Regions from separate parts of the Homo sapiens genome. Here region 1 is linked to region 2. A link is a loop called in an ENCODE intact Hi-C map of the cell type or tissue named here. Cell type or tissue: K562. All regions are shown on one strand. Links, peaks and the distances in the headings refer to the core of each region. The heading gives the core; the rest is flanking DNA.

Region 1 (15,154 bases), core at 168-8,167, 65 kb before region 2:
TAACAACTATAATTTATTAAGAGTTTTCTATATGTCAGCCACTATTGAAACATTTCATATTTATTATCTCATGAACAAACACTCATTACAGCATAGTCACACAACTGGTAATTGATGGAGCTAATATTTGCCCCAAATCTGGGTGGTTGCAGAGCTGGTATTCCTCATCTCTGTTTATCTCCTCCTGTGCCTTCTGAATATCTCCTCTAGCATTGAATCTGCTGGACTCATGTTTAAACTGCATGCTCAGGTAAACTGAAAATAACATAGTTATATAATAACTACTGTGGTTAACAAGATCTGCCACCCACTTATTCAACAAATGAAAGTGTGTGAATAGTATAAATATATAAATATACATATATGTGTGTAGGTAAGGCCGTTATAGCAGCACTCTATGTAATAACTAGTTTCTACTGCATTTAAGAAACCAAGACAAAGTCTTATTTAATAATGTAATTGATGCAGGAGATTGATTGTATGTTTATCAGTTCTTTTTTTTTTTTTTTTTGCCTCTTTTCCTCCCTAGCCAAAGGCCCTTCATCATTGAGAAAGTCAGCCAACACCTGATATTATTGAAAATCTCTCAGTATCTGCCTCACTTTATTGAGATGAAACATGGAGGCTATCATATATCCGAGTTCCTCCATGCTTGATAGAACAGAAATAGCTTTTTCATGGTGAATGTGCTTCTTGAGATATGGTCATCTTTCAGAGATCGTTAGCCTGTCAGTTCCCTCAAAGTTACAGTGGTTGGGCATGATTAGAGCACACCTGCATTGTCCCGTGACCCAAAGGGGAGGGAATTACTATACACAAAAAGTGAAGTATGCTGTTGCATTCACAGTTTTCAACTGCTTTTTGTTTAAATAGGAGGATGGTGTTATTAAAGAGTTAAGCATTGCCATGCAGCTCCTAAGAAACTGTCTTTATCAAAATGAGGAATGTAAAGTAAGTAGAACTACTTTTCAAAATTTTAATAGGAGTACTGGTATTAAGCAGTTTAATTTTTATGTGAGATAATGTAGTAGGAAAAATGGAAAGCTCTGACTTTTAAATTTTTAGACACACAGTTGATTGGTCCTTAAACTCAGTGTTAATTGTCAGAAATGTGTGTATCTAATCATTATTCATCGACACTGATTACATTTCTTCGCAAACTTCAGCCTCATTCTGTACTCTTAGGTATTTTAAATGTTTTACATATGGAATGAATGGCTGGATGTGTTTTATAAGGTAGATTCTTTCAAAACGGGTTGTCAAAACAACTCTTCAAGGAAATAAGTGAAGCTATCTGTATCTATAAGGAAAGAAAATGAAGAGTTTCCTGCTTCAAAGGAGAAGATAGTTAGAGCTGCTACCTAGTGTGGCCACATCCACCGAGAGGAAGTTTCTTCTAGCTCTGCTGACTCCCTGTGACCATTTACATGGCCCTTCTGTCTAAAAATCACTGAGATGTTTTGCTTCGTCTGTAAGCACTGATGATGTTTTAAACCATTGTATCAGTACTACTATAGAGGATATAATCTTGTGAACACTCTGATTTGCTTTGTCTATAGTTTTACAACACTTTTGAAATACTAGATTGATGCTTTAATGCAGAAATACTAGATTATTCTTTATAAAAGCTGGCCACGAAAATAAAAATTTTAAAAAATACTAAATTAAAGCTTTAATATAGAAAGCAAAGATAAATTATGGAAGCTTTTATTGCCTTATAAATTTTTACCTGTTTTGCTCTTACTTGTGGTAAGAGCACAACTGGAAAAACCATACCACATCTGGAAAATGGACATGTTGAACACACTTACTCCTTAAGCGATGTTAAAAAGCCAGATACATGACTCACAATTTATATTTCAAAGTAGTTTGATGGAAATTAAGTATTTATTTATACAATTTATTAAAATTCCCTATATATGAATTTATATGAACTTTTTCTCAAGACAAAAGTGCCATTAATAAACTTAATGATTCCTTCATGCTTATGATATTATGCTTGTGACTGGATGTACAGTCAGTATTTGTGTGTAAATTTAAATATATAAATTTCATGTGTATGTGCAGTTAATATTCATTCATGACACCTTATTCAGGGAAATACTCTGGAATACTTTACATGTGGGATCTACCTATAAAGATTTATGAAGTGCTAACCTGGCTACTAGTTATAAATATTGTGCTCAATTTGTATCACATTAGCCATTTACAAAAGTGTGATATCTCAATAAGTCAAAGCATTTCTGTATTTCTAAGTTGTTTAATAAGAAGTAAATCCAAAGAATATTAAGATTATCCTTGAGTATAAATATAATATTATGGAGGTAGGGATTGTTAATTTCAATTTCAGCTTTTATCAGGTGTATGGCATGTTCTCATTATTAATAGTTGGCCACTATTGGGTAATTCACCAGGTCACCCACTGCCACCCCACCCTGCTGTTTGCATATGCATAACATTAGGGGTTTTCATACTGGAAGGAGCATGGTGGCTGTGAGGTAAATGAATTAAACAGTGGACAAGGTTAGACGGAGGGGACTGTCATAGTCCAGACAAGAGATGATGACACCTTAACTTGAGCAGGTAGAAAGGAGAAGGAGGGTAGGGAGTAAATTTGAGGCATTGAGAAGAGGAGGAATGTAGAATGACTTCCAAACTCCAGTTTAAGCCACTGCATTATCATGCATTAAGAGTGCATGATAGAGCAGAGCACAGGTGTGAGAGACCCGATATTCATGCTTGCACGTGCTAGCCTCAAGAGTCTTTGGGGCATCCAGGTGAAAAATGGCTTGTGGCCTGTAGATTTTATGGGTCTGGGACTCTAAGGAGTGATACAAGCTGGGGATATTAGGAGTTATCAATGTGTAGATGGTGTTTGTGGTCCTCACTATTGTTGAAATTTCCCAAGAAAGTATGTAATGAAAACCAAGGTCATATCTTTGGAAAACAGGAACATTTAAGAGGGGGCAGAAAACAACTGAGAAGGGAATACTGGAGAAGGAATTTGGAGATTGCATTAGGCCGTTCTTGCCTTGCTATGAAGAAATATCTGAGACTAGGTAATTTATTAAAGAAAAGAGGTTTAATTGGCTCACAGTTCTGCAGGGTATAGAGGAAGCACAGTGGCGTCTGCTTCTGGGGAGGCCTCAGGAAACTTCCAATCATGACAAGAAGGCAAAAGGGGAACAGGCACATCACATTACTAGAACTGGAGCAAGAGTGAGAGAGCTGGCGAGGAGGTACCACACACTTTTAAATGACCAGATCTCATGAGATCACTCACTGTCTTGAGGAAAGCACCAAGCCATGAGGAATCCGCCCCCAAGATATAAACACCTCCCACCAGGCCTCACCTCTAGCACTGGGGATTACAATTCAACATGAGATTTGGGCAGGGACAAATATCCAGACTCTTATCAGAAATGATCCAGGATAGAGCAGCAGCGGGGAAATTAAGAGACATATAGCAAATGCCACCGTGCTTAAGCGTTGTTGGCAACCACAAAAGTAGAAGCGGCCTCAATAGAATCATCAGGGCAGAAAATAAACGGTAATGAGCTAAAGATTAAATGTGAGGCAGGGAAATTACAGCAATAATAATGTAGAAGTTTGGTCATGAATAGTGGCATTAATAATTTAGGACATATAAGATGAAAGGAAATGAGTATGTTTGTTTCTCTTAACACGTAAACTACTTGAATACAGGCACAGAAATGAGCAAATTGGGGACGAGTTGTTTAAGAGATAGCAAGAGGAGAACTAACTGGTGGATTAAGATCCCTGAGGAGGCAGGAAGAGCTGTGTTTCAGAACACAGATGGATGTATCAATCTCTGGCAGGCAAGAAGTGGAACACCTCTTTGTCACTACCGGGCAGACAGGAAGGATGAATGGATGAAAATACAGATAAACTATGTGGACAGAATGGCAGAGTAGATAAAGGAGTTTGTACTTAATCGTTTCTGTCTTCTCTGTGAAATAGTAAACAAGGTCATCTGCTGCAGATGGAGGGCCGTGTGCCACAGAGAGTGGTGAACAAGGGAAGAACTTTAGGGAGAGCACTGGGAATGACTTCAGTGCTTACGGAGAGTGTTGAACATTGGGAATCACTTCTCTTCTGCCACTTGATGCTATGTGAAATCGTATAGGGTGTGTGTATTTATGTGCATGCTCACGTGCATAATCATGGGTCTACAAATTACCTCGGAATTCTTGTTCATTTAAAATAGATATTGCTGCACTTAAACAGCTATATTTTATCTGCAATATTGTCCCAGGGTAACTGATCTTTGTAATAAAGACTCTGAGTTACTTCAGAATTTTTCAATTTATCATAATATTTAGACTGAATTTTATATATTCAAATTACTCAAAAACTGTAATTTACTTTGAGTATATACACACATACACAGAGAGAGAGAAGGAGAGGGAGAGAGGGTGGGCAAAGAGGACTCAGAGTTGATCAGAATGTTTACTTAACCAGAAATTCTCACTTCTTGGCCAGTTCATAGCATTTACAGGAATTTATTCAGTGTTGTGAGATATCACTTTGCTGTTTAATTTACATGTTACACAGGCTATTTTCTATGCTTCCTAACTTAGTGGTACATCTTAACCACCCTGGTGTTGAAGCGACGTCCTGAGATTGGTCAGGCTCGTGGTCAGGGCAGCCATGTGTGGAGCCCAATGGGGCTGGGGCAGGATGCTGAAGCCATCCACAGGGTTCTCCTTGGGTCTTATGTTGATGGCTTTCTGTTGTTGTTTTGATTTTAATGTTATATTTTCATATATTCAGACTAATGCTGTCTTTTTCCCTTCCTTCAACAGGAAGCAGCTCTTGAAGCTCACCTTGTCCCTGTCTTGCACTCTCTCTGGCCTTGGATTTTGATGGATGATTCATTGATGCAAATTTCTCTGCAGCTCCTTTGTGTCTATACTGCAAATTTTCCAAATGGTAATAGGATCCAATACTGCCTTTCAATAATATACCAAAATACTAGTTTTATAAATGTTGTTAAGGTGGACTGGAAAAACTAATACATATTTTGAAGTATTTCTCTGATTTATTGAGGATATGATGGGCAAAGGCAAGCTTTCTCGTAGGTATTATGAGAGCAGACAGATATTTTAGTGTGTTTGTTGACATGAGAGAGTCATTGGCAGCGCAGGGAATAGAGAGGGAGGACTGGTCTGATTATCTGGCAATGGGAAATTGAGTTTAGTAGGAAAATTGAGAGGATAAAAATTATGATGTAAGACCTCAAAAGCCACGTGAAGGTTAGAACTTCTCATAGATTCTAGAGCAGGAGACTGGCATGTTGAAAGTTCTCATAACAGTTGGTCTGGTGATACTTGATATCACTAGGGCTCCTCTTTCGCTCATGCACTTGATAGACACTTTATCAAGAGCCTGTGGTGGGCCATGCATTGTGAGTTCTGGTGAGAGTGATCTGAAATGAGATAGGAGGACAGGTCATGTAGGGCCTCAGAGGCCAGAGTAGGGAGTTTGGATTTTTATGTGAGTGTAACAGGATGACATTGGCAGTTGTAAGCTGGTGAGTGGCATGATTTAATTTGTGTTTAAGAAGGATTAGGCTGGGTGCAGTGGCTCATGCCTGTAATGCCAGCACTTTGGGAGACCCAGGCAGGCGGATCACTTGAAGTCTGGAGTTTGAGACTAGCCTGGCAAACATGAGGAAACCCTGTCTCTACTAAAAACACAAAAATTAGCCAGGCATGATGGTGCATGCCTGTAGTTCCAGCTACTCAGGAGGCTGAAGCAGGAGAATCACTTGAACCCAGGAAGCGGAGGTTACAGTGAGCCGAGATCACGCCACTATACTCCAGCCTGGGCAACAGAGTGAGACTCTGTCTCACAAAGAAAAGAAAAGAAAAATTGCCCTGGGTGGTATGTGGAGAATGAATGATTGGGAGCAAGTCTAGAAGCAGGGAGACTTGTCATGGAGATATAATGGTGGCTTGGGCTTGAGTGGTAGCTGGAGAGATTGAGAGAAGTAGACAGATTCAGTATATAGCTCAAAGGTAGAGTCAAGGATACCTGTTGTGGGAGGTAGGAAGGAAAAAAAGGTGTCCGGGGTGAACTTCATTTGGAGAAATGAGCCTGAGTGCACAGTAGTGCCATTTACTAAAATGGGGAAGATTTAAAAGAAGCAGACTTGAAGTGAGAAAGTAGTAGGAATCAAGAGTTCTGTTTGGTCTTGTTAAGTCTAAGGTGTTGATGTTCACTCAAGTGAAAATAGTAAGCTGGAGTTGAATTCAATGGAGTGTAGAGATAAGTTTGAAGATTTCAAATGTTGGGAATATTATTAGTTATTTATTGCTACAAAAGAAATTACTCTAAAATTTAGCATCTGCAAACATTAATCATTTCATTATGCCACGGCTTCTGTGGCTCAGGAATCTGGGCGTGGCTAATCTGGGTGGTCCTCGCTCAGAGTCTCTGCAATCATCTGAAGTCTTGACTGGGATAGAGGATCCAGTGTGACTATGGGAGCCTCAATTCCTTGCTACTTAGGGCTGTCTCAAACGACCCAGAATGAGTGGGCTGAGGGCAGAAGTTATAGTCTCTTATAATCCAGTCTCAGAAGTAACTGAACAGCACTCCTAGCTCTTGTGGGTCACACATACCAACCCTGGTACAGAGGCAGGCGCCACTGGGACCATCTTGGAGGCTGGCTACCACAGGAGTCATTGTCATGTAGATTGTACTTAAAGCCACGTGGCTGTTTGCGATTACCCAGGGAGAATGTGTAGATGGAGAAGCAGAAACCCATGACCAAGTTCTGAGGCACATCAACATTTGGAGTTAATCAAAAGATGAGAAACCAGCAGAAAAAAAAGAGAAGGAGCAGCCAATGAGATAACAGTGCACAGTCACAGAAAGTCAGAGAAGGGCATGCTCAGTTGTGTGGAATGCTATTGAAAATTCTGCTAAAGTGAGGATAGAAAAAATGGCTGTTGGACTTAGCAGTATTGATGTTCTTTTGGACCTTGAGGGTAATTTTAGTGCAGTGCCAGAACAGAAACCTACTTAGTGTGAGCTGAGGAGAGAAGATGAAGAAGTAGAGGAGACAGCTTTTCCAAAATGTACTACTCTTAAGAGGACAAAGAAATGGAGCAACAGCAAGAGACAGATGTGGAGTCAAAGGAGGAGTTTTTGCTCGTTTTTAAAGATGTATGTTTTTAAGGCATGTTTATTAACTTAAGGGATTGGGAGAATGAGGTGCAGGAAAGAGTGCAGGTAAGAGCCCAGCCTGAGAGGGTAAGAGAGGTGAGAGCTAGAGCACAGCTGACAACAGAAGCGGAGGGAAGGCTGAGAGGAAGGATGTGGATTTAGGAGGGCTGGTAGACTTGATGGGAATGATGAGAAAATTCCCATTTTGAATACTTCTGCTTTCTTCATTTAGGAGAGAACACTGACCACTAAGAATGAGCAAAGACAAGGAGTAGAGGTGATGTGAGAAGAGGAGAAAGTGTGAAGTAGCTGTTTTTAGAGGAAGGAAAGTAAACACACCAGAGAAGCAAAGTAGGATTGCTGGCAGTGTTAAGTACCACTTATGGTCATAAATTTAAGAAAATAAATTAGAATTTATGGTCATAATTTATGGTCATAAATTTAAGATTTAAATTTTATTAAATTTATGGTCATAAATTTAAGATTTGACTAGCAAGTTTTTGTACTTTCTTCTAACAACACTCAGTAGCCCAGCAACTGGGGTCTCTGAATATCAAAGGTTATACAGAGAAGGGACTGGAACTCACAACAGTTAAGGAGCCCATCTAGTTACTGCCAGATGCTGTTGATGGCTTATTCCTTTGAATAATCTGCCAGATGCTGATGATGGCTTATTCCTTTGAATAATCTGACACCTCTGGAGCTGTCCATTTCGATACCCAACTCAGGTTGTCTCCAGTCAGCACAAAGAGATATAAACAGACCTTCAAGCTCTTGAACTTGAACTGTCATTGAAGCATATGTGTACAGGATTGTCCTTGCCTTCATTCTGTGCTGTTAACTTTCTCCATTCCTTAGGTCTGGTGGGAATGTCTCCTTTCAGTGCATTTTCCAGCTCCACTAGTATATCTTTTGTTTGTTTACTCATCTTTTATGAGTTTCTTTTACAGAATGTATTTGATTCTGATCAGTTTATACTTAAGTTGGCCTCCTCGTATGAACTTTCACAAGTCAATTATACCTTAGGTTTATGTATAATACAGTCTTATTGATTTAACATTAAAATATATTTCTAATTTTTTTTTCTCCCTCAATAAGTCTCATTCAGTTACTTAATTTCCTGAGAAACACTGAACCCTGGAAAGCCTGTAGATGCCACTTTTGGCTCCTGCTATGCTAAGCTGTATGACCTTGAACAACAAACTGGCTTTTCTGAGCTCCATATCTTTGTTGACCAAATATAGAAAATAGTATTTGTTTTGTCCGCTTTCCCAGGGATATTATGTTCCTTATTTGTATGTTATGTAAAATGAAGGCATTAGACAAGTTATCTCCCATTTCTAAAATTCTGTTCCTTTACACAGGCCTTTATTTAGATGTTTTCTTTAGCAACTATTAAAAACCCTAGTATGTTTATTTTATTCTTTTTTTAAAAATAAACCTGGTGTCTTAAAGTGCTTTAGTGAGATAATTAGGCCCTCAGTGAGGACAGTATATCTATTAGGTTGACTGTAGACACCAACATTAGCCTCCATTGCTAATTTGCAGTTCACAGGTTAATGGCCTAGTCATTTTGTTAGACAGATATGCTTTGCCACTTAGTGTCTTCAAAAACTAAACAGGGAAACTGAGAAGACATTGTGATAGGCTGTTATTTTTGAAGGTTGCAGTTCTCTTTGTTGGTCAAGTTGTGGACAACACCCTGTTCAAGCTACACATAGAGGAGCCGTGAGCAACTCTCTGATGCTGTGTATCCTAAAGTTGGCTTCCCAGATGCCACTGGAGAACACCACGGTTCAGCAGATGGTTTTTATGCTTCTTTCAAACCTGGCCTTGTCGCATGACTGTAAAGGAGTAATTCAGAAGGTACGCACTTAAACTCCCCACATATCTTAAAAGGGTACTCAGTGAAATAATCTTTCCAATCAAAAGTTTACAACTCAATTTCTAAGATTATTATGATTTTGAGGCATTTTATTTTAAAGGATTATAAAAGGGTTAAGAGGTTCACTTTGTTTAAAGCCAGTTGATAGATGACACGTGCAGAAGGACAGGAGCTAGAGTAGAGTCATACCATTTCCTTCTCATTTATCTTCTTAGCTTTCGGATTGTATTTTATCATTCTCAAAGATGAGGGTTTTAGAAAGATAGCCGTCTTACATTTATTGGAAATAATAAAAGTAATATATTGGTCTTTAAACAGACCAAATTGGGCAGTAACAATTTCAGTTTAATTTCATTGACAAAATGGTTTATGAAATCACAGCCCACTTCCCCCAGTTAGACTTAACTTCCTTATGGCATGTTAAGCAATTTTATGAGTTCTCTAGGATTCCAGTTCCCAATCTAGACTTCTCATCACTGATTTTAACTTAAGGTAATTTAAAAGGGATGTAATGAGTTAAATAAATTCTAGTACACATGTGCACTTATATTCTGTATTTAGATGTGTATAAACAGAATCCCTAATTGGGAAAATCCCTTCAAATTTGAATGTAATCAGATTATATACTACTTACTAGTATTGTAATTTGAGTGTTTCCATTTCTTTTACTTGAAGGCCAAGATAAATTGCAGAAGTTGAGAGCATTTATAAGAATTGAGTCTCCTTTTCCTCTACTGTTTCTTCTCCCTGAACTCCTCAGAAGATACTTTGTTATCACCACATAAATAGAAAGTTCGGTCTTTCTAAGGAAATGGAAAGATCAATCTTACCAAGGAAAGATGTTTTCAGTGGCACGTTGGAGCCAGCCTCCTACTGACTCATGAGTGTCATCTTAAATTTGCAGGAATTTTATAAAAATTCCAGTTGATGTTACATTGTTATTTTGAAATCAGCCACAGTGGGCATATCACACCACGTAATTCAGCGAACTGTACAAATCTTGGATCTTTTCTACCCTCACCACAATCAGTTGTTTATTTACCAGCACATGGCTGGATATTTTCTTCATGTATATGTTCATGTATGTCATATATGTATATATATTTGAATATATTTTCTTCATATATGTATTCATATACATGCATCACTTCCAAAATGAGACATTCTCTTGAACTGGATATATGTGATTAGCATCCATAAGAATGAGAGATTCTGCATATGTGAGAGCAGAGCGGGGGCAGTGCTTTCCACCACTTCCTTATAGAGCATGTTGGTGGGAAGCTAAGTGGGAGCACCCAGAAGGAATGTAAGTGCCAATCTCGAGTCTGGTCTGTGACTTTGAGCTGGAGACCTATTCTCTTTCAGCTTCATTTGGGTTTAACAAAATAATCTCTAAGATATGTTCAACTCTTAATCTGTTATTCTGGTGCTATACTTAAGAATATTTTGATGAAGTGTGATCAGACTCTCTTTCCAGGGACGGATTAATCAAGTCTTTTTCCTCTGCTCTAATTAGGAAATGCCTGAGACTTCCTCTGCTGCATTAAGTAATAATGAGCCCAGACACTTAACACTTCTACTTCTTCATTACTCATCTGTAGGACATAGAAAATGCAGCAGGTGGTATTGTACAACTCAGGCTCCGAAATATCCTGCTTGTTTGTTTTTTTTTCTACCATGGTATACATCTCTACATATTCTACCTGGTGTAGGAAATTGTCTGAAAACATCTTTAGAAGCAGCAAAAAAAAAAAAAAAAAAAAAAAAAAGGAGTGCCCACAGCACATTTATATTTGAGAGCACTGACATCTGCTTTATCACCCTTGTCAGTCCCAAATCCAGCAAGGGTTGAATCTAAAAACTGTCAGTTTGGCTGACAGTAGGTGTGAGTGACAGCACATGCAGCTGAAAGTGGGCATGTAATTTTACAGTTTACTTATTGTGTGGGTAATGTTGATAATATTTCTGTAGCTCATTTCATTCTTAACACTCAGAGTCCTTTTGTATAAAAACGTTAAGTTTATTTTATAGATTAAAGCCAACATCTTGATTTTGGTCTAGGAAAACCTAAGAGATAAACTGGAGTAGATTTAAACAGAGAGAGAGAAGAGTTATTCTGTGCAATCATAAAAGTTAAGTGATTGCATTTCATTTCTAAAATGTCCACCTAACTGTGGTTTCCATGCTGCCATGGGCTGCAGCTTGATGCAGCACTTTTATACTTTGCATATAGATTAGTCTAAGCAATAATTTATTATCTTTCTTATAGTGAAGGGTTTGGTGGGGTTTTTTGGAAGGGGCTTTATTTGGAGGTTGAAAAGACTCTTACAGTTCAAATAATAGAGCTTTCTCATCTGTAAGCATAATAGAATGACGTGTAGCCATCAGAAATTCTTACTTGTAATGATAAGTACCTGGGATAAAGTGAATGTAAGATGTATCTATAGATTTGATAAAAACAACAACAACACCTGTAGCTATAATGATTCAAAATACCCTCACTACTTCCAGAGTTGTTAACTAGTATTCAAGACTGATTTGGATTTTTGCCTTTTTTCCTTCCATAGGGTAGCTTTTAATAGCAAAATCACCAGAAGGCAGAGAGAAGAGAAAACTCAAGAGCCCTGAAATAATCTCCAAACTTAATTACCAATTCTAAATAATTAAGAGTTAACTATAGTATACTTCATCCATCATGAGGAAATAATTAGCAGGAATTAAAACTTGAGCACTATTTTGTTCTTCTTACCTTTTTCACTTATGCTTGGAAATAATATAGATGGAATATTCAGAAGCTATTAGAAAGGAGAAATTAATGTAGAGGGAGAGTATATCAGAATGTTAGTTAATTGGTCACCAAGGGACTAGGAAAATAATGAAAAAGATGAGAAGAAAATAATATTCTCTCTATTTATCCACAGAGTAACTTCTTACAGAACTTCCTCTCTCTAGCATTGCCAAAAGGAGGAAATAAACATCTAAGTAATCTGACTATTCTTTGGTTGAAGTTACTCCTGAATATATCATCTGGAGAAGATGGGCAACAAATGATTCTGAGGCTTGATGGCTGTCTAGACTTACTAACAGAGATGAGCAAATACAAGCACAAGAGCAGCCCTTTATTGCCTCTTCTTATCTTTCATAATGTTTGCTTCAGTCCTGCAAATAAACCCAAGATCCTGGCTAATGGTAAGTTTTCACACACACATACATTTATATATGTAGTTATTCATAGACTGTTCAGGTCAACACCAAATAATTTTATAAATAATTTTCTAGGCATTTATTAAGCACCCACTGTGTTCAAAGCACTGTGGAAGGCATGGGAATGAATCAGGCATGGCTTCAGCCTTCCGTGGGCTTCCAGGAGTCTCCTGAGGTTAGCAAATCATGTCATTCCAGTGCACATACTGGACACCTGGAGGAAGGGGAGCCGTGGACGAGGGCTCCCTGGCCTTACCTTCTGCTCCCTCTCCTCTCTCCTTGCTCTTCCTCTAACTCCAGCTCCCCTCTTCTGCATCTTCAAGCAAATGCTACTATGTCAATGAAGCCTCTCGGGAACCATGTGTTAATATAATAGCCCCGCACCCAGGGGGCCTTCTCTTTCCTCCTCCTCACTATTTCCTTTCCTGGTTTTGTTTCCCTCCGTAGTATTATCGCCATCTGATAGATTATGTGTTTCATGTATCTGTCTATTCCTAGTCTTCCCACACTAGAAGGTAAGCTCTTATGGGGTCAGGAGGCTTTTGTCTGCTTTGTTTATGTGTAGCACCTAGAATTGTGCCTGCAACTAGCGAGCACTCAATAAATATTTGATGATTGAGAGAGATCCCAAGCAGACCGGAGAGAGTTCAGGGCTTGAGATCAGATGGTGCAGTGAGCCTCGCAGAGACTTCATTCTCTGAGATGTAGGACAGATGGAGGCGAGGATTGGTAAGGATTCAGAAAAAAATTGAAGCAAAAAGAATCGGAAAGATCTTTTTCTGCAACCATGTGTTATCTCTGTGAGGAGTATGTGAATTTCGTGGGGAGTGAGTTTTATAAAAGACATGTGTTCTAGTGAAAAACAGAAGGTGGGCTCCAGACCCCTACACACCTGGTCTTGAATGCCAGCACTAGGGCATCACTCCAGCGTCGCCTGGTGCAGCCTCGCTGGGCCCAGCTTCTTCATCTATAAAAGAAGCCCACTCTTCTTGGTTTGGTAAGAATCAGTTTATAAACACACATAAAGTGCCTAGCGCTATTTCTGGTACATGATAAATGTTTAAGATAGATTCATTCTCTTGTTTTTTTCATGTTTTTCACTTAAACTTTTCTCAGAAGCATTTTTCTGTGAAATCAAGGGTTTTCTAAGTGTACGAAAATGATTCTTCTTATATTTTGTGGTGTATATAGTTGTGATTCTATTTTTCTGATAAGCATTCTGATAATCAACTGCTAGATATGATATAGAAGGATGTTTAAAGTTCAGTTAGCTTGTAGCAGACCTAACCTTACTGTGGATTTTGCACTCTGCCTTCCGGTGGCTGCTGTGCTGATGCTGCGTTCTCTGTTGCTGCGTGATGTACATCACTGGTTTTATTTCCATCCTCTCCCACTGTAGCTGCTTCAGCCCTCACATTTGTAAAATGAGGGTGATGATAATCCCTCCTCAGGGCAATGAGAGAGCCTGTGAAGTGTTTGTGACCATTCTTGGTATATAGCAGCTACTCAGTAACATCTGTTATTGTTTATTCACCTTTCTTAGAATGATTTTTTTTTTCTTTGAGGGCTACTTACTCCAGTTTATTATTGAGAGTTGGAAAAAGGTCAAGCTTTTTGAGAAGTGAAGGAGAGAAGTCTGCATTTTCCACTTCTAGACCCCTCTAGAATTATTTTTAGCATTTCTTTGTAGTCAGCAATGCTTTTTCTCCTTCATTAGCTTAAAGCAGATGGATAAACTTTGGTGAGAAGCTTCCCCTAGCCCACAGACTAGAGATCAGTGGGCTTTTCAGGCAGGGGTAAGATAAGAGACATCAGCTGTGCAGTTTCTGTGTGGAACTATAAAGGGATGTCACAGCCTATGCCTCGCTTTCCACTTGGGGATTTATGGAGGAGGCCTTAGCAGAGTCAGCCAGCTTAAAAGTCTCCCAGGAAAGGCTGCCTCTGATCGGTAGCACCCACACATCTGGTTTAAATGGTCAGGAGTGGAGTGTGCAGTGGAGCTTGACCTTGCTGGTAAAAATAGATCTGGGGCTTGGCATGGTGGCTCACAACTGTAATCCCAGTACTTTGGGAGACCGTGGTGGGTGGATCATTTGAGGTCAAGAGTTTGAGATCAGTCTGGCCAACATGGTGAAACCCCGCCTCTACTAAAAATACAAAAATTAGCCAGGCATGGTGGCGGGCACCTTGTAGTCCCCAGTAGTAGAATTGCTTGAACTGGGGAGACGGAGGTTGCAGTGAGCCAAGATCGCGCCACTGCACTCCAGCCTGGGCAACAGAGTGAGACTTCATCTCCAAAAAAAAAAAAAGATCTGGAACATTCCTTGTTTCTGGCAATGCCAGACTAAGTCTCTTCTGAAAACGACAATAACATGCTAGACAGGCTGTATTAAAATGCACCTCAAAATAATCACAAAAACTGAAAAGATAGAAACTCCCAGTCCAGTTTTGATTGAAAGTCTTGCCCAGACAAGTAAGAAGTATATAGAAAATTATTTTGCCCCAAGTGCATTTGCCAAGGTTGTATGCTTGGCTTTTGTTGAGGAGTATCGAGGGGTGAGAGGACAGAAGCCGCGATTCCCCAAAGTGGGGATTCTTACTGGCTATCCTGCTTGTATTAAGCTGGACCTCCAAAGAACCATTCTCTTAATAGATGGATGGGTCAAAAATAAGTTGGTTTCCCAAACTTCATGAAGGAGACTGTAAAGAAAAGGAAAAAAAAAATGTGAGAATGGGTACTACAGACTGCTTCTGATAGGGCTCTGCACCCAAAGTTGGCCGTGAACTTGGCTTGAGGTGTCTTCGATTGATGGTGCCTGTGGGTACTTAGCAGAAAGCAAACTGCCTTGGTGATGGATGAAAGACAAGTTC
Region 2 (15,963 bases), core at 4,933-12,932:
GAAAGGCATGCTGGTGCTCAGAATGAAGAAGAGAAACAATGCAAGAAGGAAGAATTGAAAAGGTCCCTAGGGAAATCAATATGCATAAATTAAAGAATGGGAGAAGAGGAAATGTGATTGCCATAGCAGAGAAAATTTAAGTAAATATGATCTTAGTAAAATGACTTAAAATAAGCCAAAGGTATAAAACATAACTCACTCTGCATATATAATAATGGACTTTAACCCAACTTTGTTTTCATCTTATTTCTCGTTTTCTTGGATAGTGCTTGTGGATCCTAACATTTGGAAACCCATGGAAGCCCAGAATACCACTATTAGAAAGGAAAAAGTCTAAAAGCATTTGAACAACAAATATTTTAGTGGATTGGTATCTTTAGTTGATAACATATTAAATGTGTGTGTATTGTTTAACTTTAGTTGAATATTCTTGTTTAACTTTAGTTGAATATTTTTTCTTCTGTCTTTATTTTTCATGATCTTTTCCTTCAAAGTATCTTCCCAGCAGTCCTCAAACCAGAGCAGTGAACACCTTGAATGAGTGGATTTTCCCAGATAATTCTGCTTGTTTCTGTGCCAAGCACTAGGGCTTGGAATAAACCTGAGTCAATGCGTTTGGGAATAAGCCTGAGTCAATGCTTTTGGGAAGAAGAAAGGAAATTAATTTGTATCTGGCTGGTGTGGTAGGCAGAATAATGACCCTCCCAAGGATATCCATATCCGAATCCCTGGAACCTGTAAATATATGACTTTTCATGACAAAAAGGACTTTGCACATGTGACTAAGGTTAAGGACCTTGAGGTGGAGAGATTAGTTTAGCCTAGATTATTCAAATTTGCCTAGTGTAATCCCAGAGTCTTTAAAGTGGATGAGGGAGGCAGAGTGGAGTCAGCAGGAGATGTGAAGAGGGAAGAAGGTTCAGGTCAGTGCCATGCTGCGGACTTAGAGATGGAGTGGGGCCATGAGCCAAGGAAAGCAGCTGCCTCCAGAAGCTGGCAGAGGCAGGGAGCAGGTTCCCTCTTGCCTGGAGCCTTCAGAAGGGCACACAGCCCTGCTGCTACTTCCATTTGAGCTCTGTGAGACCCACACTGGACTCCTGACCTAACATTTATTTTTATTTAAACTACTAAATTTGTGGTAATTTACAGTGGCATGTAGAGAATGAATACAGCAGCTCTTAATACCTACATTGTGCCAGACAGAGAGAGAGAGAGAGAAACCGAGGAACTGCTAGATAAGACAGACACAGAGAAAGAGATAAGAGCAGTGCAGAACTGCCCAGATAGCTGCCCTGCAAAATTATGAGCTGCTTTTGTTTAAGCCAGGTGTCCCCAGCCCCCAGGCAGTTGACTGATACCAGTCTGTGGCCTTTTAGGAACCAGGCCGCACAGCAGGATGTGAGCGGCGCTAGAGCAAGTGAAGCTGCATCTGTATTTACAGCTGCTCGCTGTTGCTCACATTACCACCTGAGCTCCGCCTCCTGTCAGATCAGCAGCAGCATTAGATTCTCATAGGAGCACGAACCCTATTGTGAACTGCGTGTGAAGGATCTAGGCTGCAGCCTCATTATGAGAATCTAATGCCTGATGATCAGTCACTGTCTCCCATCACCCACAGATGGGATTGTCTAGTTGCAGGAAAACAAGCTCAGGGCTCCCACTGATTCTACATTATGGTGAGTTGTATGATTATTTCATTATATATTACAACGTAATAATAATAGAAATAAAGTGCACAATAAAGGTAATGTGTTTGGATCATCCCGAAACCATCCCCTCTCCCTGGTCTGTGGAAAAATTTTCTTCCACGAAATTGGTCCCTGGTGCCAAAAAGGTTGGGGACCACTAGTAGGCCACTAAACTTTGGGGTAGTTTGTGATTTCGTGACAGGTAAAATAGATATAGATGAGATCAGTTCTGGCCAAGGAGGCACGAAAGCGTCTGCAGTGAAGGTTTTTCTTGCTGGTGAAGGAGCCTCACAGGAAGGAACGGGTTGTGCTTTTCTGCCTCTGGACCTTTCCCTGAGGATGCTCTGTCAGAGCCGCAGCATCGTCCTGGAGGGACAGGGAAAGAGGATATGCTGTACTGTGTGCCTGCAGTGGGCAGAGGAGCTGTGGGTGGGAACCCCAGGCAGTGGCCACATTCACCTCGGTTTCCCTTTCAACAAGGCTGACTGACATTTCCCTCTCTAGCAATGTATTAGACCTGAGGTATCAGTTAAAGGCTAGTCGGGAAGAAGGAAAAAAATCTAGACACTTATTCAGAATAGCATTTAAAACAGAGGGTGAGGGAGCTGTGAATCTGAAGGCCTGCATGCACAGGCTTGAAGGAGTCTCCTGAGTTCAGATTGACTTGGAGGTTTCAACAAGTCAGAAGTTCCAGCACTGGAAGAATCCACTGGCCCATCTACAGCTGTCTCCAGCCCGGGTGCAGGGAGTTTCCGGGAAGATCCCAGAAAGGAGGCTGCTTCAAGTCGCCTCTGTGTAAAGTCCTCACATCTACTCACCACAGCTAAAGAAGAACAACAAGCATACATTTCCACAAGTGGAATTGTGACAATTGTGACTGTCAGTTTGACAGAAATGAAATCCTACTTCTCTTCTGATTTCCAGACCTCATGCAAGTGCCTTTGGTTGACAGAATCTCATTTGGAATCCCGCTGCCAGGGTTTCTGGCAGGTGCAGCATCCAGTCTTCCAGCCCCTAGATACAGGGCTCTTAGGGTGGCCGTAGAGTTTGTCATCCAAATCAAGACACGTTTGAAAATGAAATGCAAGCTTGGTAATAAATACAACAAGGTGAATATTGGACTGGTTTCAGGGAGCCCAAGCGATGTGATGCAGAAAGCATAGACAGAGAGGATGGTGCTGCTTTGCAGGAGGCAGGCTGGTGCATCTGGTCAACCGTGGCATTCTATCTCCTTCTGGGATGGAGTGAGGGCCCAGCAGGAGAAAGCCTTAAGCTCTACCTTTGAGCCAGCACTTGTATTTATTAAGATCTTATTGGGCATTTTGGCACTTCCCTCCCGCTCTTTATTTATTATTTATTTTTTATTATACTTTAAGTTCTATAAGTTCTAGGGTACATGTGCACAACGTGCAGGTTTGTTACATATATATACATGTGCCATGTTGGTGTGCTGCACCCATTAACTCATCATTTACATTAGGTATATCTCCTAATGCTTTCCCTACCCCCTCCCCCCCCCCACAACAGGCCCTGGTGTGTAATGTTCCCCTTCCTGTGTCCAAGTGTTCTCATTGTTCAATGCCCACCTATGAGTGAGAACATGCGGTGTTTGGTTTTTTGTTCTTGCGATAGTTTGTTGAGAATGATGGTTTCCGGCTTCATCCATGTCCCTACAAAGGACATGAACTCATCATTTTTTGTGGCTGCATAGTATTCCATGGTGTGTATGTGCCACATTTTCTTAATCCAGTCTATCATTGATGGACATTTGGGTTGGTTCCAAGTCTTTGCTATTGTGAATAGTGCCGCATTAAACATACGTGTGCATGTGCCTTTATAGCAGCATGATTTATAATCCTTTGGGTATATACCCAGTAATGGGATTGCTGGGTCAAATGGTATTTCTAGTTCTAGATCCTTGAGGAATCGCCACACTGTCTTCCACAATGGTTGAACTAGTTTACAGTCCCACCAACAGTGTAAAAGTGTTCCTATTTCTCCACATCCTCTCCAGCACCGGTTGTTTCCTGACTTTGTAATGATCACCGTTCTAACTGGTGTGAGATGGTATCTCATTGTGGTTTTGATTTGCATTTCTCTGATGGCCAGTGATGATAAACATTTTCTCATGTGTCTTTTGGCTGCATAAATGTCTTCTTTTGAGAAGTGTCTGTTCATATCCTTTGCCCACTTTTTGATGGGGTTGTTTTTTTTTTTTTTTGTAAATTTGTTTGAGTTCGTTGTAGATTCTGGATATTAGCCCTTTGTCAGATGAATAGGTTGCAAAATTTTACTCCCATTCTGTACGTTGTCTGTTCACTCTGATGGTAGTTTCTTTTGCTGTGCAGAAGCTCTTTAGTTTAATTAGATCCCATTTGTCAATTTTGGCTTTTGTTGCCATCGCTTTTGGTGTTTTAGACATGAAGTCCTTGCCCATGCCTATGTCCTGAATGGTATTGCCTAGGTTTTCTTCTAGAATTTTTATGGTTTTAGGTCTAACATTTAAGTCTTTAATCCATCTTGAATTAATTTTTGTGTAAGGTGTAAGGAAGGGATCCAGTTTCAGCTTTCTACATATGGCTAGCAAGTTTTCCCAGCACCATTTATTAAATAGGGAATCCTTTCCCCATTTCTTCTTTTTGTCAGGTTTGCCAAAGATCAGATGGTTGTAGATGTGTGGTATTATTTCTGAGGGCTCTGTTATGTTCCATTGGTCTGTATCTCTGTTTTGGTACCAGTAACATGCTGTTTTGGTTACTATAGCCTTGTAGTATAGTTTGAAGTCAGGTAGCGTGATGCCTCCAGCTTTGTTCTTTTGGCTTAGGATTGACTTGGCAATGCAAGCTCTTTTTTGGTTCCATTTGAACTTTAAAGTAGTTTTTTCTAGTTCTGTGAAGAAAGTCATTGGTAGCTTGATGGGGATGGCATTGAATCTATAAATTACCTTGGGCAGTATGGCCATTTTCATGATATTGATTCTTCCTATCCATGAGCATGGAATGTTCTTCCATTTGTTTGTGTCCTCTTTTATTTTGTTGAGCAGTGGTTTGTAGTTCTCCTTGAAGAGGTCCTTCACATCCCTTGTAAGTTGGATTCCTAGGTATTTTATTCTCTTTGAAGCAATTGTGAATGGGAGTTCACTCATGATTTGGCTCTCCGTTTGTCTGTTATTGGTGTATAAGAATCTTGTGATTTTTGCACATTGATTTTGTATCCTGAGACTTTGCTGAAGTTGCTTATCAGCTTAAGGAGATTTTGGTCTGAGACGATGGGGTTTTCTAGATATACAATCATGTCATCTGCAAACAGGGACAATTTGACTTCCTCTTTTCCTAATTGAATACCCTTTATTTCTTTCTTCTGCCTGATTGCCCTGGCCAGAACTTCCAACACTATGTTGAATGAGAGTGGTGAGAGAGGGCATCCCTGTCTTGTGCCAGTTTTCAAAGGGAATGCTTCCAGTTTTTGCCCATTCCATATGATATTGGCTGTGGGTTTGTCATAAATAGCTCTTATTATTGTGAGATACGTCCCATCAATACCTAATTTATTGAGAGTTTTTAGCATGAAGGGCTGTTGAATTTTGTCAAAGGCCTTTTCTGCATCTATTGAGATAATCATGTGTTTTTTGTCTTTGGTTCTGTTTATACGCTGGATTATGTTTATTGATTTTCGTATGTTGAACCAGCCTTGCATCCCAGGGATGAAGCCCACTTGATCATGGTGGATAAGCTTTTTGATGTGCTGCTGGATTCGGTTTGCCAGTATTTTATTGAGGATTTTTGCATCGATGTGCATCAGGGATATTGGTCTAAGATTCTCTTTTTTTGTTGTCTCTCTGCCAGGCTTTGGTATCAGGATGATGCTGGCCTCATAAAATGAGTTAGAGAGGATTCCCTCTTTTTCTATGGATTGGAATAGTTTCAGAAGGAATGGTACCACCTCCTCCTTGTACCTCTGGTAGAATTCGGCTGTGAATCTGTCTGGTCCTGGACTTTTTTTTGGTTGGTAGGCTATTAATTATTGCCTCAATTTCAGAGCCTGTTATTGGTCTATTCAGGGATTCAACTTCTTCCTGATTTAGTCTTGGGAGGGTGTATGTGTTGAGGAATTTATCCATTTCTTCTAGATTTTCTAGTTTATTTGCATAGAGGTGTTTATAGTATTCTCTGATGGTAGTTTGTATTTCTGTGGGATTGGTGGTGATATCCCCTTTATCATTTTTTATTGCGTCTATTGGATTCTTCCCTCTTTTCTTCTTTATTAGTCTTGCTAGTGGTCTATCAATTTTGTTGATCTTTTCAAAAAACCAGCTCCTGGATTCATTGATTTTTTGAAGGGTTTTTTGTGTCTCTATCTCCTTCGGTTCTTTTCTTCGCTCTTTAAATTCTAAGAACAAAACTGCAAAATAAGAGTTATGATCATAGCCAGGCAGCAATTGTTTTGTGAACTCTTACTATATGCTGGGCACTGCTCTTGGCACTGGGGATACAGCTAGGGTGATCAGCTGTCTGGGTTTGCCTGGGGATGTCCTGGAGTCAGCACTTCAAAGTCTTGAGTCCTGGGAAACTACGTGGCATCAGGCAAACACAGACAGTTGGTTGGTTTGTTACAGTGGTGAACGAGGCAGTCTTCACATCAAGGAACACATATTCAAGTTGGAGGGTCCAGAGACGAACACAAAATACAAACATAAGACAAAGGGCACAACTTTACATGGAGTGTGCCAGCAGGTTAGGAAGAATTTAAAGTATTTATATGTATATTGGTTTATCTGTTTATTTTATAAAATGAGCTGTCTTCTTCTTTCTCCAGTGGATGAAAGAGCTGGTTCCCTCAGCACACTCTTTGGTTTTCGGAACCACTGTTGACTGCCTCAAGCAGGTGCAGGTAGGGGTGAATAAATGCCCTTGCCTGGGGTAAGTCTATGGAAGGACCTTTTCCGGCTGATGCAGCCTGCCCTTCCTGAATCCGTGTAGTCTTTGGGGCCAAGGAGGCAACTTTTCAAATAGGCCACATGTCCTAGGAAGAGGAGGGTGAGACTCTGGCCCTGCTCCCCTTTAAAGCCAGAATTGTTAGATGCTTTCTGATAGCTGAGGGCAATCCTTACTGAGGAGTGGGTAGAAGACATACCCCATCCCCTCAAGAGAGCTGGCCATGAGGGAATGTGGGCTGGACCCAGGGAGTCCTGGTCACTGCTATATCAAGGATGACCCACTGTCCTGGTTTTCCCAGAACTGAGGGGTTTCCTTCAAACCCACAGCCCCCTTGGTGGCTCTTAGGGTGACCATAGAGTTTGTCACCCAAATCAAGACACTTTGGAGAGTGAAATGCCAGGTTGTTAATAAATACAACAAGGTGTATATTGGACTGGATTCAGGGAGCCCGAGAGATGTGATCTTAACCACATTAGATAACATTGTACCAGATTCAGATTCCAGGGAGGTGCAGCCAATGTGTGGCTGAGGCTGGAGACCCTCCCTCATTCAGGCACCTTGCTAAGGTGGTGGGTTTTGGGGACAGTGACTGTTCTGTAGATGCTAACTAAGCAGTTCAGATATAAGCTACATTGTCCAATTGCAGATGAAAATGTTCTCAGTAAAATATTCTAGAAAGAATATATCTTAATTTAAACAATATGAGGTTTCTGCCATTTTGGAAAATGAAATTTTCTTTAAATAATCTGAGATACAGCAGTATTGAGAGCTCAGGAGGCAAAACAACCTTTTTGACACTGAGAGTGTTAAAAGACCCTCAGTGGACCCCGACAAGAGTGGAGCCCACTGGGCCACGGGTAACATGAGGTGGGGGCTGCCTTCCTGGACGATCAGCTGTGGCCTAGCTGGGATCTGCACTGCCATCAATGTGCTGAGGACTGGAGGTCCCACAGCTAGCCAGGCGTGGAACAGGATTTGAACCCAAGTCTCTCTGCAAAGCTCACACTCTTATACTTACAGGATGGCAGCTCTCGCCCACTTTACTAAGTAGCCACAATGCAGTGTGCAATGTTATCAAATAGTTGCAGCAGAAAGGGATGTGGAATGCAGAGGAGAAAGGCATGAGCTTTGTCAGGGAACTGGGACTGGGGGAAAGAGATAGTGGGTATCTGCAAGTCCCTGTTTGTCCATATAGCTGTACTGCTGGCTGCTGCTTCCTGGTGTCATTTAGAAAAATTCCCAAAGAAGAACTTAGCACTTACCCGGGCCTGATGCTTGAGGTCTGGAGTCCTTAAGGTGTGTGTGTAAGTACTTATTTCCTTGAAACCTTGAGACCCTCAAGAGAGGGGGACTAAAAACAGTGGAGGAAGAAAAGAACAGTGGCCAAGGGAGTCGTGGGTGAAGTTTGCTGGGCCCTTGGCAATGCTAAAACCAGGTAAGAACCAGGGTGTGGATTTCTGCTCCAGGGAGCACCTTTCACAGCAGTTCATCCATTGCTTACTTTCATGGGGATATGTGTGTTGTAAAAGGTCTTCAATGATTGATTGTGCAAACATATAACATTTCCACAATATACTAGGTGAAGACCTTTTTGCAGAGTGCCGTCAATAAGTGCCTCATGAATAGCCATTCATAGCCTGACCTGCTTAATAATGTAAAAGAGTATAAAATTCCAGGTAACTAAAAAAATATTTTTGATGCATTCTCAAAATTGGGTCTTGCCATAGAGGAGCATAGGACATACCTCCATTTATTCAAGACTTCTTTTATTTCCTTTGATAAATTAGCAAATTTCTTTGTTTAAATCCTACAAATTCTTGAGGTACATTCATATATATTCACACAGGCACACAATTATACCTACATATACATACACGTGTAAATTTTGCTGTTCTTTTGGATAGGATATACAATAAAGCTACTGAGTCTTATAAAATTATTTTGCTAGGCAGCTTATTAAATTCTTTTCTGTTTTATTTGACCATGTTCTCTAGGTGGATCACCTACAAATCCTACATTTTAAATAATTTTCAAGGTTTACAGCTCCTATTCCTTTTTAAAATCCATTACATTTAGTTAAAACCTCCAGAATATGTTAAATATTGACAGTGATTGTGGCCATCCTTGTCTTATTTCAAAATTGAATTGAGATTTTTCTAGTGTCTCACTATCAAGGTTGCTGTTAGTTTCTCATAAATTTTCTTTATCATGCTGATGAAATTGTAAAATTGCTGTAAGTCTTTCCCAGGAAAGGATATTTAAAATTATCAAGTATCTGGCCAGGCACAGTGGCTCATGCCTGTAATTCCAGCACTTTGGGAGGCCGAGGCAGGCGGATCACTTGAGGTCAGGAATTCAAGACGAGCCTGGCCAAGAAGGCAAAACCCTGTTTCTACTAAAATTACAAAAATTAGCCATGCGTGTTGGTGCATGCCTGTAATCCCAGCTACTTGGGAGGCTGAGGCAGGAGAATCACTTGAACCCAGGTAGTGGAGGTTGCAGTGAGCCAAGATCGTGTCACTGTGCTCCAGCCTGGGCAATAGAGCAAGCCTCCATCTCAACAACAACAACGAAAATTGTCAAGTATCTTTTTGGCATTTACTGGTTGTGTTCATCATAATTGCCTTTTGTTGCTGGAGGAAACTGAGATGTTTGTTCTGCAGTAGCTCCTGCTTTCTATGTTCAGTTCGTTGCTTCCTTGTGGTCTCGTAGTGTCCTTTAACTCAGTCTTTTATTGCCTGTATTCTTTTTATTTTCTTTTTCTTTTCTTTTCTTTTTTTTTTTTTTAAGATGGAGTCTCGCTCTGTCACCCAGGTTGGAGTGCAGTGGCACAATCTTGGCTCACTACAACCACTGCCTCCCAGGTTCAAGTGGTTCTCGTGCCTCAGCCTCCCAAGTAGCTGGGATTACAGACGTGCACCACCACAACTGGCTAATTTTTGTATTTTTAGTAGAGACGGGGTTTCACCATATTGGCTAGGCTGGTCTCGAACTTCATGTGATCCGCCTGCCTTGGCCTCCCAAAGTGCTGGGATTACAGGTGTGAACCACCGTGCCCAGCCATTGCCTGCATTTTCTATGCACTGCTGGTTACTTCTAGAGGCTTGGCTGCATTCAGGCTCAGCTACTCGGGGAAGAGGACTTCCTAGGTGGCGCTGCTTTCTTCCTGCTGCATCGTGTTGGGAGTCCCTCTCATGCCTGGCTGTGCCATATTTAGCAAGATTACGGCTGATCTGAGGGCTCAGGTATCGTCAGTCAGCAGCACGTTTCATCATAGGGTTCCCCATTAACCTTCCACCTCATGGTTTTAGCATCTATTAACAATTGTCTCCATCTATTATTTTAATAGGGGTTGCAAAATGGTGACTTAAAAAATAACTATGATTGTTTTTTCCACTTAGTAGCTGAATTTTCCTATAAAGAGAAACTCGGGTCACCTTGAATTATAATTTGTACAGGAAAGGCAGAGCAAATGCTTGATTCTTTCTTTCCTTACCCTTTGTTAGAACAGCAAGTTAGTGCCTTGGTGACCTTAGAAAAAAAGAGGAAGGAGGTAGCTGATGCGATGCTGCAACTAGGGATGTGATGACTTTTGCTGTTTCCTGCTTCTGTCAGCAACTGGTAAGGTTGAAGAGTGTCTTTGCTTTAAGTTGTTCAAAAAGCCTTTTGCAAGGGTCATGAAAAAATGTTGGAGAGAGGGCTCTTGTTGATCTCTGAGTGGTAATCTTCATTCTATCTCACTGCTTTCCCTCTTTACGTCCATTTGTTCTGCTGGTTAGAACATTTAGGACATCTGTTCTCTGGAGGGATAGGGCAATTTAATTTGTCTCAGGTTATTTTTATTGTTTGTTTTGTAATTTATTATCGATCATGTGATATTTCAACATTTCCCCTGTTTGCTGAGTAAAATTCTGTAGTTACCATGTTGGGGGAACAATGTTGCATCCTTGGGGCCAAGATACTGGGATGCCTGTGTTTCTTTGGAAATGATTCAAAGCTAAGTCTTGGGTTCTTTGTATTTATTACCATATTTCGAGAGCCTCCAAGAGGAAGCTAAATAAACCAGAGAGGATAAACCTCTACAGAGAAACAACAAAAGGTATCTCCATTGTGCCTCCCTTAAAAATAGCAATAGCTAAATAATAAAAATAAAAAACAAAATAGCAATAGCTTTATTATGGGTGATAAGGAGAAGGATGTGTGTGTGTGTGTGTGTGTGTGTGTGTGTGTGTGTGTGTTTGCCTGTGAACACTGAATTAGGGAGTGACCATGAAAAACTAATTTGGGAAAACCCCCCAGCCTGTATCAATCTGCATTTTGTGAGTCAGGGAGTAAGCAAAAGATACTTTCAAGCTAGGTCCCTGTAGGTATGAGCAGCAGCTACTGTCACGATAGATAGGATTTGCATTCACCCTATTGTGAACCACGTGGGTAGACGGTGACTGTTTCAGCCGATGTGTGAGGTTCACTTCAGGGCCCACTGAATAATTTTGAGGAAGAGTTTTGACTCAAAAGAAAACTTGTCTTTGGGTGTGTCCTGCAAAAATCAGTGGGTGTTTTGGGTCAAGACTGTTTTTGTCTTTTTCCTTGAGAAAATCGAAAATTGAGGCAAAAAAGCAGCCCCAACGATGGCAGATTGGAAACAAGATGGAATTGGGATTGTGATCACAATATGGAAACCTTACAGATGGAAGTCATTGCATGGCTTCGTCCTATTCTACAAGTGCTGACTGAGCACCTGGCATGGTCAAGGGCCCTGTGCAAGGATCTGATAGAGCAGGGATAAGAGACTTTACCTGGGCCTGGAAGTGCCTGTCAGGCTCTAGTAAAAAATGCAGCGAGTGAATAGGCATAATAGGATGTGGCAAGTATTTCAGTGAGGACATATTTGGGGTTCTCAGGAAACTCACAGGACAGATGTGGGCCCCAGGGAGAGTATAAGATACATTGGAGCTGAGACCTGCTGGATGGGAGAGGGATAAGAGGTGAGGAAACTCCACGTGCAAAGGCCCTGCCCCATTAGAGCATTGTCCTCAAATTACACAATGTAAGTTGGATGAGCAATAAAGGCTAGGAGTGAGCAGAAGACTTATAAGACATAACACTGGGAAAATGGCAGTCATCAATGACGCAGGCCTTGCAAGTCAGTAAGACATTTGGATATTCTCTTGGGGACAGTGAGGCATTGAAGGGAGTGACGAGAGTCAGGCAGGTGTTTGAGAAGGCTACTCTGGCTACCTCTGGCCCACAATAAGTCTTAGTAAACACTTGTGTCTTGAGAGGCAGTATTGCACTTTCTTCTCCCTTGCTTTCGTATATGCGGTGGTCCAGCAGAAGAGACCAGTCCTGTACCTGCGATGCATAATTAAATGTGCAGGGTAGGGCAGCCCCATGAGTGCCTTCTCACCTGTCAAACGTCCTTCCTTCCTAGTCTTTCTATGAATTTTACACACTAAAGCCTCAGCCACAATCCTTCATGGTGGTTTAACCAGCAGGGAACCTCCATAACCTAATAAATCAAAGGAATCAATAAAACTAACGTTGCCATGGCCTGGTGCAGCAAAAAACCTAGTGTTTCTAAGAGACAAAAGCTGCTAAACATGCAGGGTTCGTTCTCAGGAAACACCGACTTGTGTACTTTTTCTGTCGGAGAATGGGAGACAAAGAAAAAAAAAAGAGTATCTAGAAAGTAAGACCGAAACATACTTAGATATGGGCAGAGATAAGGAAGCCTCTTGACTTAAAAAGAGGGCTGAATCTAATGTGCTTTGATTGGCAGGAAAAAACACGAGGAAGAAAAGGCAAAGAAACAAACTGATTTCGGCGGGGAGTGTAGTTTCTATTTAGAGCTAGAACAAAGGAGAAGTGCGTCCTTTCAAATTATAGATTCTTTGGGGGAAAAGAGGGACAGAACTTTATCTGAGTTTGGAATGAGTCTGAGTAGCTGCAATAGTAAAGTTGCTTCCAGAAGCAGGTAAACTTGACTTCAAAAAACCCCGCTTCATGAAATATTAGTGATTCACTTCAGTTGCTATCTGAGGAAGTTCTGGTAGAGAGAAGAGCTCAAGAGCATGGGCAGAGTCAGCTCCTGAGTGGGCTGAACGCTCCCCTCAGCTCCTGCAGTGCTAATTAAGGGAGGGAGCAGCGGGGAGCTTGCAGTGACCAAGAGGGTGTTGAGGCTAGGAGGCCACGATAAACAGGATACGATAAAAGTCCTTAACCAAGACGCAGATGGGAAGAAGCGTTAGAGCGAGCAGCACTCACATCTCAAGGTTAGTAACCTTCTCAGAAAAAAGACTGGATGTGTCTGAGCTCAACTTTTTAAATGAATCGTGTGCGAAAGGGTGGGGGCTGCCAGTGAAACCATGGCAAGTTGATGCAGCAGGACAAGAGAGTTGCCGGAAAAAGCTGGAGTAAGTTAAGTGCTCGGTGTTCTGTGAACTGTTAGTTTAATGAGGGGTGCAGTTTGTAGTAAAAGGGTGCCAGTTAAGTACTTTTTCTCAGTCTGTCTCTAGAATTGTATTTATAATAGATCTGATCGTAAAGTTCTTGAGAATAAGAAAACTGAGCTAATTTTACCGGCATCTGGTCTGTCAAGCTTAAATCTTCCTTCTCTCCAGCAAGACTGAACAAGGATGAACTTAAATAATAAATGTCCATGATCCAAAGATTTATTATCCTACTCAAGGGTTGGGAAACTTTTTCTGTAAAGGGCCAGATAGTTAATATTTACAGCTTTGTGGGCCGTGTGGTGTCTGTCAGTTGTGACCTAACACCTCTTGGTTCCAGCATTGCAGCACAAAAACAGCGGTGGATGGTATGTAACCAAGTGAGCATGGCTGTCTCCAACCAAACTGTTTATGGAAATCAGTGGGCTGCGCCCAGCCCTCAGGCCATAGTTTCAGAACCCTGTCTTAGAGGATCCCTGCTGAACCCCAACTGGAGTCTTTGCGTTGACTGGAAGTGGGGTTCTACTGGTCACTCAGCAGTAGCCTCACTCCTGGGGACATGTGTATGACTTGCCAAGGTTCTAAGGGTATCGTGGTCTAGAGGAGACCATGTGGCCCACATTGGAAAGGTTCTCTTAATGAGATTATTTGAGGAAGGGAGCAGAAACCCAGACTATTGTGTTCCTGAGGAAATTTTTTTTTTTTTTTTTTTTTTGAGATGGAGTCTCGCTCCTTTGCCCAGGCTGGAGTGCAGTGGTGCGATGTCGGCTCACTGCAAGCTCTGCCTCCTGGGTTCACGCCATTCTCCTGCCTCAGCCTCCTGAGTAGCTGGGACTACAGGTGCCCGCTACCACACCCGGCTAATTTTTTGTATTTTTAGCAGAGACGTGGTTTCACCGTGTTAGCCACGATGGTCTCGATCTCCTGACCTCATGATCCGCCCGCCTCGGCCTTCACTTTGGGATTACAGGCGTGAGCCACCGCACCCGGCCTCCTGTGGAAATCTTACTGGAAGTATGAGCCTCTTAACAGCTGGGGCATCCCAGCAGAAGGCAGGCAAACCCTCGCATCTGAGAAGGAGTGGAGGGAGCAAACGACCTCTCACACTATAATCTTCCCAGCCCCAGTCACTTGTTCTGAGTTTAGCTAGATTTTCTGTTCACAGTCCTCTGCTTTCCAGCATGTGAATAGTTTTCCAAGCAAGTGTCGAAAGGTATCAGAGCAGATTCTCCATCACACACATCAGGTGTTTTTGCATAAACTGGGGAAGGTGGGGTCATTGAGTAGACACTAGGAGACTCCTCCCAATGCTCAGAAACCATAGAGACATCTGGGGAAGCAGGACATATTGTAGGTAGCAGAAACAATGAAACTGAGGTGACAGGGAAGGTTCTACCTGGGTGGACAGCCTACAGGAAGAAGAACAGTGTGGCTGAAGAGTGTTCCCCGTCCCCACCCACCCAGGCCACCTAGGAGTCTGCATTCAGAGGCAAGCTTGTGAGATGAATTCATGCTCATGTGGTTAGCTGAGACATTTTTAATAGTAGAGAAATCCAGTAATATTTTGATTAATGACTTCCTTGAGGACAAAGCTCTTTTATACAGACAGCTCTATTAGAAAAAAAACCTCAAGCCAAAATCCCTTCATAAATCATGCAAAAAATGGCTGCTGACACAACAAAAATAGCTCAAGCGCTGTCTCTATTTGTCTTTGGTTAGATGTTGATAAATAGGGCTCATCTCTAGCAAAGTCGTAACAGCTGGACTTTGTCTTCAGCTGCAAGTCTTTCTGCCCCTTTCATTCGAATCTGTGACCTCTAGGACCCTCAATTCCAGGGTGCAAATACACAAGTTCTCTTCATCTCTTGACTAGTTGGCTCTGGATGCCTTGGGAATAAGGAGTTCCTACAAGTTATTACCAGTTAGTACCCCTTTTCCAGTCCTCCTCCCATGAACCTCATTTCTTTATCCTGGGTGAGGAAGTTCACTTTGGGCCTGATCATAGAAACCACCGAGAGTGGATGATGCTAGGTTTCATCTCATTTCCTTTAGGATTTGAGGCAGCACGGTGTTGCAGATGCCTGCTTGGCCCTCAGCCCTTCTACCTCTCTACCTGCACCTCTACCCCACTTTACCCAACCCTGACCCCTCCCTCAGAAAATAGATATGTTTTGGCATTTGTTTAATAAGCACATAATGATTTTTAAAAATATCTTAAATCATTTATCTGACAACCTCGACTATCATGATCTTTTGCATTATTGATTTCCAGCTGTTATCACAAAGTTGTGACAGAGTGTGTCTGTGGACTCTATGCTTAGACTGTACTATGCTAATGTACTGTATTCTTAGAATGTACTTGGCATCTTTGGACCGGGGTGGTTGGGGGATCAAATGAAATCAATTAATACGTGGCCAACAGCAAGATGGGGTGGCCTCATTCATTGGTAAGACCTGGGGTGAATGTGGACTCATACTATTCACTAGTAACAATTTTTAAAAATTGAGGTGAAATTCACATAACATTGTTCACCTAAGATTTAGTCAACATAAGATTAAACTTTTTTTTTTTTTTTTTGAAACGGAGTCTTGCTCTGTTGACCTGGCTGGAGTGCAGTGGCACAATCTCAGCTCACTGCAACCTCCACCTCCTGGGTTCAAGCGATTCTCCTGTCTCAGCCTCCCAAGTAGCTGGGATTACAGTTGCGCACCACCACGCACAGCTAATTTTTGTATTTTTAGTAGAGTCGGGGTTTCACCATGTTGGCCAGGCTGGTTTTGAATTCCTGACCTCAAGCAATCCACCTGCCTTGGCCTCCCAAAGTACTGGGATTACAGGTGTGAGCCACCACACCAGGTCAAGATTAAATATTTTAAAATATACAGTTC

What was found. Hi-C counts contacts between places; a loop is a spot of excess contacts. Peaks named below come from ENCODE experiments on the same cell type or tissue, not always from the same donor. Only the 100,000 strongest peaks of a DNase experiment are listed, where the experiment ranks them.
Region 1: a loop joins it to region 2, with 4 times the contacts of the local background. A loop is called at or near these places in 2 of 110 quality-filtered maps.

What each region holds. Positions count from the first base shown.
Region 1 is chr18:70,014,521-70,029,674 of GRCh38, reverse strand. RTTN (rotatin) reads left to right here. Exons shown (of 49, transcript NM_173630.4): 43 at 874-951; 44 at 4,827-4,953; 45 at 8,858-9,060; 46 at 12,001-12,268. Among named protein-coding and RNA genes, the nearest start is that of CD226, 74 kb to the right of the region's middle. RefSeq lists silencers at 4,559-4,618, 4,629-4,678. In K562, for the core only: no CTCF peak of the experiment used is centred there; a DNase peak (open chromatin) is centred at 3,834.
Region 2 is chr18:69,953,689-69,969,651 of GRCh38, reverse strand. It overlaps a transcript of CD226 not described here. Among named protein-coding and RNA genes, the nearest start is that of CD226, 14 kb to the right of the region's middle. In K562, for the core only: a CTCF peak has its summit at 9,772; DNase peaks (open chromatin) are centred at 7,761 and 12,781.